2 separate regions of the Homo sapiens genome follow, and region 1 is linked to region 2. A link is an interaction called in ENCODE POLR2A ChIA-PET data of the cell type or tissue named here. Cell type or tissue: K562. All regions are shown on one strand. Links, peaks and the distances in the headings refer to the core of each region. The heading gives the core; the rest is flanking DNA. Region 1 overlaps EXOC6 (exocyst complex component 6). Region 2 has its middle 12 kb from the start of CYP26A1.

Region 1 (5,313 bases), core at 8-5,007, 110 kb before region 2:
CTTGTTCTAATCCTACTGTGAAGCCAGGCATGCAAATAGAAAGATGTCTATCAATAGTTGGTTTTCCCCAGCCCACCATGGCAGTGAGTAGTAAGTGGTTAGTGTGAAAATTGGAGAGGGAGCCAAAGAAGTGTTAAAATGTGGGAATGGTACATTTTGATTATTCATCTGAGAATAATGTGTGGTCTGTTCTTGCTGAGTGGAGTGTACAATAGATGTCTGGTAGGTCCAGTTGATTTATATTGTGGATCAAGTCTTCTGGTTTTTCTGCCTGCTCAAATCTGCTGTTGAACTTCTTTAGTGATTTTTTTTCTTTTTTTTTGAGACGGAGTCTCGCTCTGTTGCCCAGGCTGGAGTGAAGTGGCGCGATCTCGGCTCATTGCAAGGAACACCTCCTAGGTTCATGCCATTCTCCTGCCTCAGCCTCCCGAGTAGCTGGGACTACAGGCGCAGGCCTGGCTAATTTTTTTGTATTTTTAGTAGAGACAAGGTTTCACCATGTTAGCCAGGATGGTCTTGATCTCCTGACCCCGTGATTCACCCGCCTTGGCCTCCCAAAGTGCTGGGATTACAGGCGTGAGGCACCACGCCCAGCCTAGTGATTTTTTTTTCACTTCACTTATTGTACTTTTTTTTTTCTTTTTTTAGATGGAGTATCACTCTGTCACCCAGGCTGGAGTGCAGTGGCACCATCTTGGCTCACTGTAACCTCAGCCTCCCAGGTTTAAGTGATTCTCCTGCCTCAGCCTCCCAAGTAGCTGGGATTACAGGCACACACCACCACGTGTGGCTAATTTTTTGTATTTTTAGTAGAGATGGGGTCTCACCATGTTGGCTAGGCTCATCTCGAACTCTTGACCTCAGATAATCCACCCACCTGCCTCGGCCTCCCAAAGTGCTAGGATTACACGCGTCACTTATTGTACTTTTTAATAATTTCTATTTATATTCCCTATTTATTGATGTATTCTCATAATTTTCTTTTAGTTCTTTAGATATGGTTTCCTTTTGTTCTTAAGTTTTTGTCTTATAAGTTCAACATCTGAGCTGCCTCACAGTTTCTATTGGTTGCTTTTTTTCCGTGTATTGGTCATACTTTGTTTCTTTGCATAACTTGTCATTTTTTGTTGATAACTGTACATTTATAATAATATAAGATGACAACTTTGGAAGTTCTCACCTCTCCCAAGGGTTTGTTGTTTCTCCCATCTGTTGTTTGTTTTGTGACCTTTCTGAACTAAATCTGTAAGTCTGTGTTCTTTGTCATATGTGGCCACTGAAGTCTTTGCTTGGTTAGCTTAGTGGTCATCTGGTGATTGGATACAGATCTGCTTAAAAGCCTGGAACCTGTAAGTCCCCTAGTCTTTGCCAAAGGGCTCCGTGCACATGTTGGGGTGTGTCTTAAACACTGAGATAGGAAGTTAATCACTCTGCTTTGACTTTTACTTCCTGCTTGCACATGATACCAGTGGGCTAGGGGACGTCCCCAAATGCTGCTGGGACCTTGATCCCAGCCAGTGTCCAGGCTCTTGATACTGTCGTGAGAAGGAATTCAAGGATGAGTCAGAAAATAGTGAAAGTATGGAGACTTAATTGCAAAACAAAAAAGTACACATTCAAGAGAGGGGAGTGCAGGCACACTTGAGAGAGAGAGAGTGAGTGAGTCATGCACAAGGTGGGGTGGAGCTGCTATCTTTATGAATTTCTTTAACCAAGGGATGAAATATTCATGATGATTCCTGGAAAAAGGTGGAATTTTTTTTGGAACTGTGGTGCCACCTGTTTTTACACCAAATATGAGTGTTCCTAAAATTGTCATGGCACTGGTGGGTATGTGATATAGTATGTTATGAGTGTACATTGAGCCCTGGGTGAAACTTAGGCCAAATCTATCACCATGTTGAGTCCTGTCAGTCTTAGCCAGCATGGTTTACACCCTGTTTTTCAGGGTCTTGTCTTATCAGCCCATAGCTTCTGCAGCTATTTCAACAGTTTCCTTTGGCTAGTCACATAAAACTGCTGCCTAGAATTTCATTTTCTCCTGTCACTACCCTGTTTTATTTCTGTCTTGCACAGAGCTTCAAGGTCAGCCATAAATGAGAGCTTGGAGCCTTCTTAGGTCTTTCCCAAGTGTGTACACAGCCCTATGTATGTATGTGGCCGTTTAGATGCCCAGGAATCTGTTAGAGCTTTTCAGAGTCATCTGTGGACATTTTATTCCCTAATTTTTCCTTTTAAGCCCTTTGGTTGACCTATCGTTTGTCCCAGTTGTTACCTACCATCTCAGGCATCCTCCATGTTAAACTTATTGCCTCTAATTGTTTTTGACAGCTGCCCCTGGGGAAAAGGCTTTTTGTACTAGGCAAGTCCTGATTCAGGTCAAATAAAGACATCCCTGTAAATAGGCATGGAGTCTTCCAGGGAACCACCAGATAGGTCAAATAATGATAATTCTCTGAGAATGTGGCTTTGAAGGAGCTGCAGCTCTGTTCTGTCTGCTTTGATAGCTGGCAAGCTATAGGTTTCCACCAGAGTTTTAGAATGTTGTCTTTTGAGAGTACTGTAGAGCTGGAACAGAGGAAGAATAATGGAAATAGGGCACATTAAAATGCTACAAAGCTCATTTTTCTACCAAGATTTAGCTGTTTTTCTTGAATAAATGATGCCTGTATTTCTGCAAGTTTTGAACTAATTTTCAGAGTTCTGAAAAGGTTGATTTTGACAATTTTTGATAAGTTTTCTGGTTACTTTTATGGATGAGAAAATGTTTGGAGATCCTCCCGCTGTTATTTTTGCTGGCATCACTCCTATTGTTTCTTTCTTCTCAGAGAAATTAACTATCTCAATCTCTTTCTCTTCTGCCTCCACCCCTGCTTAAACTCAAAGCACTGGCAGATATTCCATTTCTTCTGTGATAGTCCAACTTAATTGCTCTCAGTGAATCAGGGGTTAGATAGAGGTGGTCTTCTGTGTTCTTGGCAACTTTCGTTTTTCTACTTCTGTTTCTCCTAAGGGTCCTCTTAGAGTTGTGAGAACAAGTCAGGAATTAATATCTCATAAAGTATTCTATCACATAAAGACAAAAAAAGGTGATAGGTTAGAAAGGAACTAAGAAAAGATGTGATGTGATATCCAGTCAAATAAATAGAGTACTGCCAGAAAAAAAAAACCAACAGTTTTCCTGGACTTTGAATAAATGGCTAAAATATTAAACCAAAGGTAAATGTAAAATAATATCTAGAATTGTAAGAACACTTGTTTTATTATCTGTTTCTTGTCTTTGTTGTTATTTTGTCCCATGTCAGGATGCTCGACATGCAGCAGAAGGAGAAATATATACCAAACTGAATCAAAAAATTGATGAATTTGTTCAGCTTGCTGATTATGACTGGACAATGTCTGAGCCAGATGGAAGAGCTAGTGGTTATTTAATGGACCTTATAAATTTTTTGAGAAGCATCTTTCAAGTGTTTACTCATTTGCCTGTAAGTATAAAAATTTTCAAAAATTGTTTTATGTTTGCTTACTAAAGTATATTTTAGAATTTAGTTTGAGGTTTCCTTGCTTAAACCAACTTCTTGGAGTGCATGTTTCTTTCTCCATTATTATAAATCCATTTGTAAGGAATTATAACTTAGCCAAATTGTTTGAAATTTTAATTTATTTTATTTTTAACCAAAATAACTGTAACTCTCTTTCCACCAAAGCCAAGGCAAAACCCTGAAACTGACAATATAGACTTAAATAGAAATAATCTCTAATAGAAATAATTTACATAGAGTTAACACAATTGCTCGTCTCCCTCTCCCGTCTCCCTCTCCCCACGGTCTCCCTCTCCCTCTCTTTCCACGTCTCCCTCTGATGCCGAGCCGAAGCTGCACTGTACTGCTGCCATCTCGGCTCACTGCAACCTCCCTGCCTGATTCTCCTGCCTCAGCCTGCCGAGTGCCTGCGATTGCAGGCGCACGCCACCACGCCTGACTGGTTTTCGTATTTTTTTGGTGGAGACGGGGTTTCGCTGTGTTGGCCGGGCTGGTCTCCAGCTCCTAACCGCGAGTGATCCGCCAGCCTCGGCCTCCCGAGGTGCCGGGATTGCAGATGGAGTCTGGTTCACTCAGTGCTCAATGGTGCCCAGGCTGGAGTGCAGTGGCGTGCTCTCGGCTCGCTACAACCTCCACCTCCCAGCCACCTGCCTTGGCCTCCCAAAGTGCCGAGATTGCAGCCTCTGCCCGGCCGCCACCCCGTCTGGGAAGTGAGGAGCGTCTCTGCCTGGTCGCCCATTGTCTGGGACGTGAGGAGCCCCTCTGCCTGGCTGCCCAGTCTGGAAAGTGAGGAGCGTCTCTGCCCGGCCACCATCCCATCTAGGAAGTGAGGAGCGCCTCTTCCCGGCCGCCATCCCATGTACGAAGTGAGGAGCGTCTCTGCCTGGCCGCCCATCGTCTGAGATGTGGGGAGCGCCTCTGCCCCGCCACCCCGTCTGGGATGTGAGGAGCGCCTCTACCCGGCCGCGACCCCGTCTGGGAGGTGAGGAGCGTCTCTGCTCGGCCGCCCCGTCTGAGAAGTGAGGAGACCCTCTGCCTGGCAACCGCCCGGTCTGAGAAGTGAGGAGCCCCTCCGCCCGGCAGCCGCCCCGTCTGAGAAGTGAGGAGCCCCTCCGCCCGGCAGCCACCCCGTCTGGGAAGTGAGGAGCGTCTCCGCCCGGCAGCCGCCCCGTCCGGGAGGGAGGTGGGGGGGGTCAGCCCCCCGCCCACCCAGCCGCCCCGTCCAGGAGGGAGGTGGGGGGGTCAGCCCCCCAGCCGCCCCGTCCGGGACGGAGGTGGGGGGATCAGCCCCCTGCCCGGCCAGCCGCCCCGTCCGGGAGGGAGGTTGGGGGGTCAGCCCCCTGCCCGGCCAGCCACCCCGTCCGGGAGGTGAGGGGCGCCTCTGCCCGGCAGCCCCTACTGGGAAGTGAGGAGCCCCTCTGCCCGGCCAGCCGCCCCGTCCGGGAGGGAGGTCGGGGGGCCAGCCCCCCGCCGGGCCAGCCGCCCCATCCGGGAGGGAGGTGGGGGGGTCAGCCCCCGCGCCCGGCCAGCCGCCCCGTCCGGGAGGTGAGGGGCGCCTCTGCCCGGCCGCCCCTACTGGGAAGTGAGGAGCCCCTCTGCCTGGCCAGCCGCCCCGTCCGGGAGGGAGGTGGGGGGGTCAGCCCCCCGCCCGGCCAGCCGCCCCGTCCGGTAGGTGAGGGGCGCCTCTGCCCAGCCGCCCCTACTGGGAAGTGAGGAGCCCCTCTGCCCGGCCAGCCGCCGCGTCCGGGAGGGAGGTGGGGGGGGGGGTCAG
Region 2 (5,373 bases), core at 193-5,192:
TTGCTGCTCAGTGCTGACCTACTCTTGACCTACAGGAATGAAGAACTCGGTTTGAAACTCTTTCGGTGTTTCAGGAAGTGCTAGAAATCCAGGTTTACATAAGGAATGTGTAATGGGAATATCCTGTTTTTTAGATGTTGGTGGCTAATTACCTTTTTAAAAACTGTGCAGGCAAAATAAAACTTGTTTGTGGCCCTGCTGGTGTCCAGTTTGCAACTTCTTGGGTCTTCGATCTTTGGAGAATTTTTAGAGTGCTTGATCAAAAGTGGCTTAGCTGAGTGGGTCTGTTTCAGAGTCTCTCATAAAGTTGCAGCTAAGATGTGGGCCAGGTTGCAGTCATCTGAAGTCTTGACTGAGGCTGGAGGGTCTGTTTCCAAGATGGCTCCTTCATATAGCTGTTAGCGGGAGGCCTCAGTACCTTGCTTTGTGATTCTCTCCATAGGGCTGCTGGGGTATCCTCATGGCATGGCACTTGGCTTTCCCCAGAGCAAGTGATCAAACAAACAAACAAACAAAACAGCAAGATCAAGCCCTCAATGCCTTTTATGACTTAGCCTTGGAAGTCACACTTCTTCATGTCTACAATATTATATTGATTACACAGGTTAGCTGTATCCAGTGTAGGAGAGAAGCACACAGGGCATGAATGCCAGGGGGCGAGAATCACTGGGAGTTATCTTGAAGGCTGGCTGTCATAGTGAGTTTTGTTTTGTTTTGTTTTTGTTTTGAGACAGGTTCTTGCTCTGTCGCGTAGGCTGGAGTACAGTGGCGAGATCAAGGCTTACTGCAGCCTCGATCTCCTGGTCCCAACCAGTCCTCTCACCTTGGCCTCCTGAGCAGCTCAGGGCCACAGGTATGTGCCACCATGCCTGGCTAATTAAAAAAAAAAAAAAAAGGTAGAGACAGAATGTCCCTATGTTGCCCAGGCTGGTCTTAAACTCCTGGGCTCAAGCAATGCTGCTGTCTTTGCCTTGCAAAGTGTTGGGATTATAAAAGTGAGCCACTGTGCCTGGCCCATAGTGAGGTTTTTTGGTTTTGTTTTGTTTTGTTTTTGAGATGGAGTCTCCCTCTGTCGCGCAGGCTGGAGTGCAGTGGTGTGATATCGGCTTACTGCAACCTCCGCCTCCCAGGTTCGAGCAATTCTCCCTGCCTCAGCCTCCTAAGTAGCAGGGATTATAGGCATGGGCCACCATGCCTGGCTAATTTTTGTATTTTTTAGTAGAGATGGGGTTTTGCCATGTTGGCCAGTCTGGTCTTGAACTCCTGACCTCAGGTGATCCACCCACCTTGGCCTCCCAAAGTGCTGGGATTAAAGGCCTGAGCCACAGTGCCTGGCCCATAATGAGTTTTTCACTGGTTGTATAGACTCTTCCCCTGACTTCTCTTTAAGTCATTTTCATCTTGTTTCTGAGTAGTCCTTGATTTCTACTATTTTCATTGTGACTTCTCATCCATAGACACTTACAGTTATCGTCAGAAAAAAACATGTTACAGAATTTCTCAGCTGGATGTACTCTATGGGGTCATCTAGGACAAAGTTGCAAGTTGGAGACTCTCGGGTAGAGCCTGAGTGAGCAGTTGAAGTTCTTCTGTTTGCCAAAGTTTTCAACCAGCCAACTTCATTCATTTATGTTTTCAGGCCTCTGAGTCATCTGAACTTGAGCTAATACAACCCCTAGGGTGACAAACTGTTCTGATTTGCCTGGGACTCAAGGGTTTCTTGGGACTCGGGACTTTCAGTGCTAAAACTTGGATAGTCCTGGGATTCAGTTCAGACAGTAGATGTGAATTGATCTGATCCTTACAATTCAAAGTGTGGTCCATGGGTCAGCAGCATCTGTATCACCTGTTTGCTTATTGGAGCTGAAACATCTCAGGCCCCACCCCAGACCTAATGAATCAATCTGCAGTTTAACAAGAGCCCCAGGTGAACTGTATGAACACTAAGGTTTGAGACTCTCCGGATGGAAACAAAACCTCAACTTGGACTCTCTGAGGATTCTGATTTGCTGTCTCTGTGGGTAAAATGGACCTAACAATGATCCTCTTGTGCTATGGTAATCGGACCTTGACATACACATTGTATTTTTGGTTCCTGCCTCCCCATAACCCCCCAGGGGAAAGTCAGCTAAAATGTAATTGCTGGAAGGAAACTAAAAGTACCAACTCTCACCTGGGTTTGAGTTGTGGTTTTCATAAAATACTTTTTACGGTTGAAACTTTCCCCCTCCTGAAACAAAATGCCATAAACAACACAGATAAGGGGAGATGGCTGGGCATTTAGGTTATTTCCAGTTCCTGACAATCCAGGCAACGTGTACTAAGTATCCTGCATGCACAGCTTTATGTATACACTAGTGCTTTATTTCTGGGGTTTGGTTCCTGAAAGCGAGGTTGCTGGGTCACTGAGGATGCGCGTTTAAAATGGGAATGGATATCTAAAAAGGTGCCGGTCCAAAGAGGAGTGCTTGAAAAAACACTGGTGCATTTATATTATGGAAAATGATGGCGCCATAGTGGAGTGCATACAGTAGACATCCGTTGACCTTGAGGGATGGCTATGACACGCTGTCACACAGCATAAGCTGCAGAGGGACGTGGCTAATTGGGGGAGAATAGAGGCGGATACTTCGCAAGGTGATCATTCACACTTTCTGAATACATTTATGGATGTTTCTTCTGTTGTAAAGAATGTGTTGATTTTGTAATTCAGAGTTTTAGGAGAGAGAAAAAGTGGAGGTGCGGTGGTGGGAGCGGGCAAGACTCTAGAGATCAGCTGTCAGTCTTCCCTTTCAACCCATCTTTCCTGTCTCCACCCATCACCTCCAACCTTCCTTCTCCCTACTTTCAGAAGCATAGTCTCTTGCCAGTTGCAAAAGGACAACCTTTGCAACTTTTGATTGGCTGAGCGCAGGCCACGTGCCCATGACTGGGCTGCCAGTTGAAGGAGAGGGAATGTCCGACTTCTTTTTGTCTAAGGGGCCTTGCTGCCCACCTATGAGGGCTTGTAGCCCCAACCGCTGCCCTAAATAGGAGGTGTATTGTAATGATATTTGGCCCCTAATCAACAATTAAGGTAGCAAAATCTTATAGCTCTACCCTTTTGAAAACCCCCAGGCGTTTAGGGAAACAGTTCTGAGTTAATCAGCCTTATTTTTGTAGCATGCAAGGAAAACTAACAGCCAAAATTCATTGAGCATTTATTATAAATGCCAAGTATTTCACACCATTTCATTTCATACGCATGACAATATCCATGATGCAGACACAATGTTTAACATCCCTTGTGCTAATGGAGCCACTGTTGGGTAACTTGCCCAGAGTCGCACAGCTAGTAAGTGGTAGAGCCAGGGTTTGAACCAAGGCCATCTGAGTAAAAGGTTCTAATGATTACACTGTACTGTATGTACTAGGTTTATAGAATTTGGAACTGGCACAGATAATGATTCTTCTGCCCTTCCCACCCCTTCCCGATGGATTCTCACTCTGTCGCCCAGGCTGGAGTACAGTGCTGCGATCTCGGCTCACTACAGCTTCCACCTCCCAGGTTCAAGTAATTCTCCCACCTCAGCCTCCCTAGTAGCTGGGACTACAGGCACGGCACATACCACCATGCCTGGCTAATTTTTGTATTTGTAGTAGAGACAGTGTTTCACCATGTTGGCCAGGCTGGTCTCAAACTCCTAACCTCAAGTGATCCACCCACCTCAGCCTCCCAAAGTACTGGATTTACAGGTGTGAATCACTGTGCTGGCCTATGACTCCTATTTTCACTGAGCACTTAGTATGTGCCAGGAACTGTCCTTACCACTTTGTATGAATTAATTCATTTAATCTTCGCAACAACTCCAAATGAGAAAACTAAAACTCAGAGATATCAGCAACTCACCCAGGGTCCCTCAGCTGGTAAGGGACACAGTTGAGGTTCAAATCAGAAAGTCTATTTCCAGAGCCCACACGCCGGACTCCCCAGGGCCATTTGTTCCTTTTACTTATTAACACATCAATATGCTTTTTTCTTCTGCATTGATCTGAAAGTAGTTCTCTTAGGGGATACAGAAATTTAGACAATTATCAAGATAATTCAACTATAGTTATGGGTTTTATTTCAATTTTCCGTTCCATTTTGACACCAAGGATCTGGCCTGAAGCTGATGTCAGCTAAAATAATTTAAACTAAATCTGATCTCCATCGTCTGTGGGGTTTTGTTGGGAAGAAATCTGAAAAGACAAAGGAGGTATGTGTGTGATTGTGGATTGGGCAGTTCTAAATTTCCATCATTAAGGAAAATCATTACGATGATGGGAAAGAGTAAGAGAAGAAAAAGATTAATAGAATTTTCTCGTTAAATGTTGCACATATGAAGCATAAAGATATGGCTCTTTTGCAGAGATTTATTCAAAAGAGTTTCTTTGCTAGAGGGAATGTGTTTTTCTAAGTGAAAATAGTTTATCCTCAATTTGAATTGCAAATCCTTCCAAACGCAGAGTGAGAAGGAAGGCTAATGCCTGGCTGGAATGAGTTCTTTCTACTTTGTTTTATAAAAACTTCCTGAGACAAGCTTTTAAAAACATTATAATTATTTAAAAAAATTCAGGTATCCTCTTAGTCTAAATATTTTAGATAAATCAAAACAACCAGATAATTTTATACAATATCAACTTGGTTTAAGATAAAAAAAAAAAAGACACTTTTACCTCTGCAGCTGGATTATTAGAAACAGAAAATTGCAGGGTGTTTTTGGCAAATGGTGACTCCAGAAATCAGATTGGTCTCTAGAGGATAAAACACATGATGGAGAACAGGGCTGCAGACATGGGGAAAGGAGAGATGAATGAGCATTTGTTTGGCAAAGGCTGAGCACTGTGCTAGGTGATTTATATTTATGTATGTTACCTTGGTTCATAGTAACTCTAGATCGAGAAGCATGAGCCTGGGTTTGAGAGCTGTGGTGACTGGGCACAGGCAAGGTGCCCAGGAGAGATGCAGACCAGGAGCAGATGCTGGTTTGGGGAAGGGATGCTGAGTCCTTTCTGGGCCTGTGGAGTGGAAAACCACAGGGCATCTGGTGGAAGTGTCACAGGCAGGTCTGCGTCTGTGGAGAGCTCCGCCTGTGGAGATAGGCTTGGAGGGAGTGGATGACGTCAGCAGGGAGAAGGGGAATGGGCCAGAGATGGATGGGCCAGAGAGGAAAGAGAGAGGCTGGGGAGCTGGGATCACAGAAGCCAAGGGAGGAGAGAGACTTTTGTTGTTTTGTTTTTTTAAAGATTCTTCAGGAGTTAACTCCAAAGGGCACAGAGCTTGATGTGGGCCTAGAAAGAGACAACTCTAGGCTGGGTGCAGTGGCTCATCTGTAATTCCAGCACTTTGGG

The links. ChIA-PET counts read pairs that join two places held together with the same protein. Peaks named below come from ENCODE experiments on the same cell type or tissue, not always from the same donor. Only the 100,000 strongest peaks of a DNase experiment are listed, where the experiment ranks them.
Region 1: POLR2A ChIA-PET joins it to region 2 with 5 read pairs; 2 of 35 experiments call an interaction of 5 or more read pairs at or near these places.

Annotation. Positions count from the first base shown.
Region 1 is chr10:92,970,748-92,976,060 of GRCh38, forward strand. It overlaps EXOC6 (exocyst complex component 6), which reads left to right. Exons shown (of 22, transcript NM_019053.6): 18 at 3,306-3,485. Among named protein-coding and RNA genes, the nearest start is that of CYP26C1, 87 kb to the right of the region's middle. In K562, for the core only: no CTCF peak of the experiment used is centred there; DNase peaks (open chromatin) are centred at 1,394, 1,674 and 1,954.
Region 2 is chr10:93,083,579-93,088,951 of GRCh38, forward strand. No RefSeq gene overlaps it. Among named protein-coding and RNA genes, the nearest start is that of CYP26A1, 12 kb to the left of the region's middle. In K562, for the core only: no CTCF peak of the experiment used is centred there; a DNase peak (open chromatin) is centred at 2,923; H3K27me3 peaks cover 502 bases.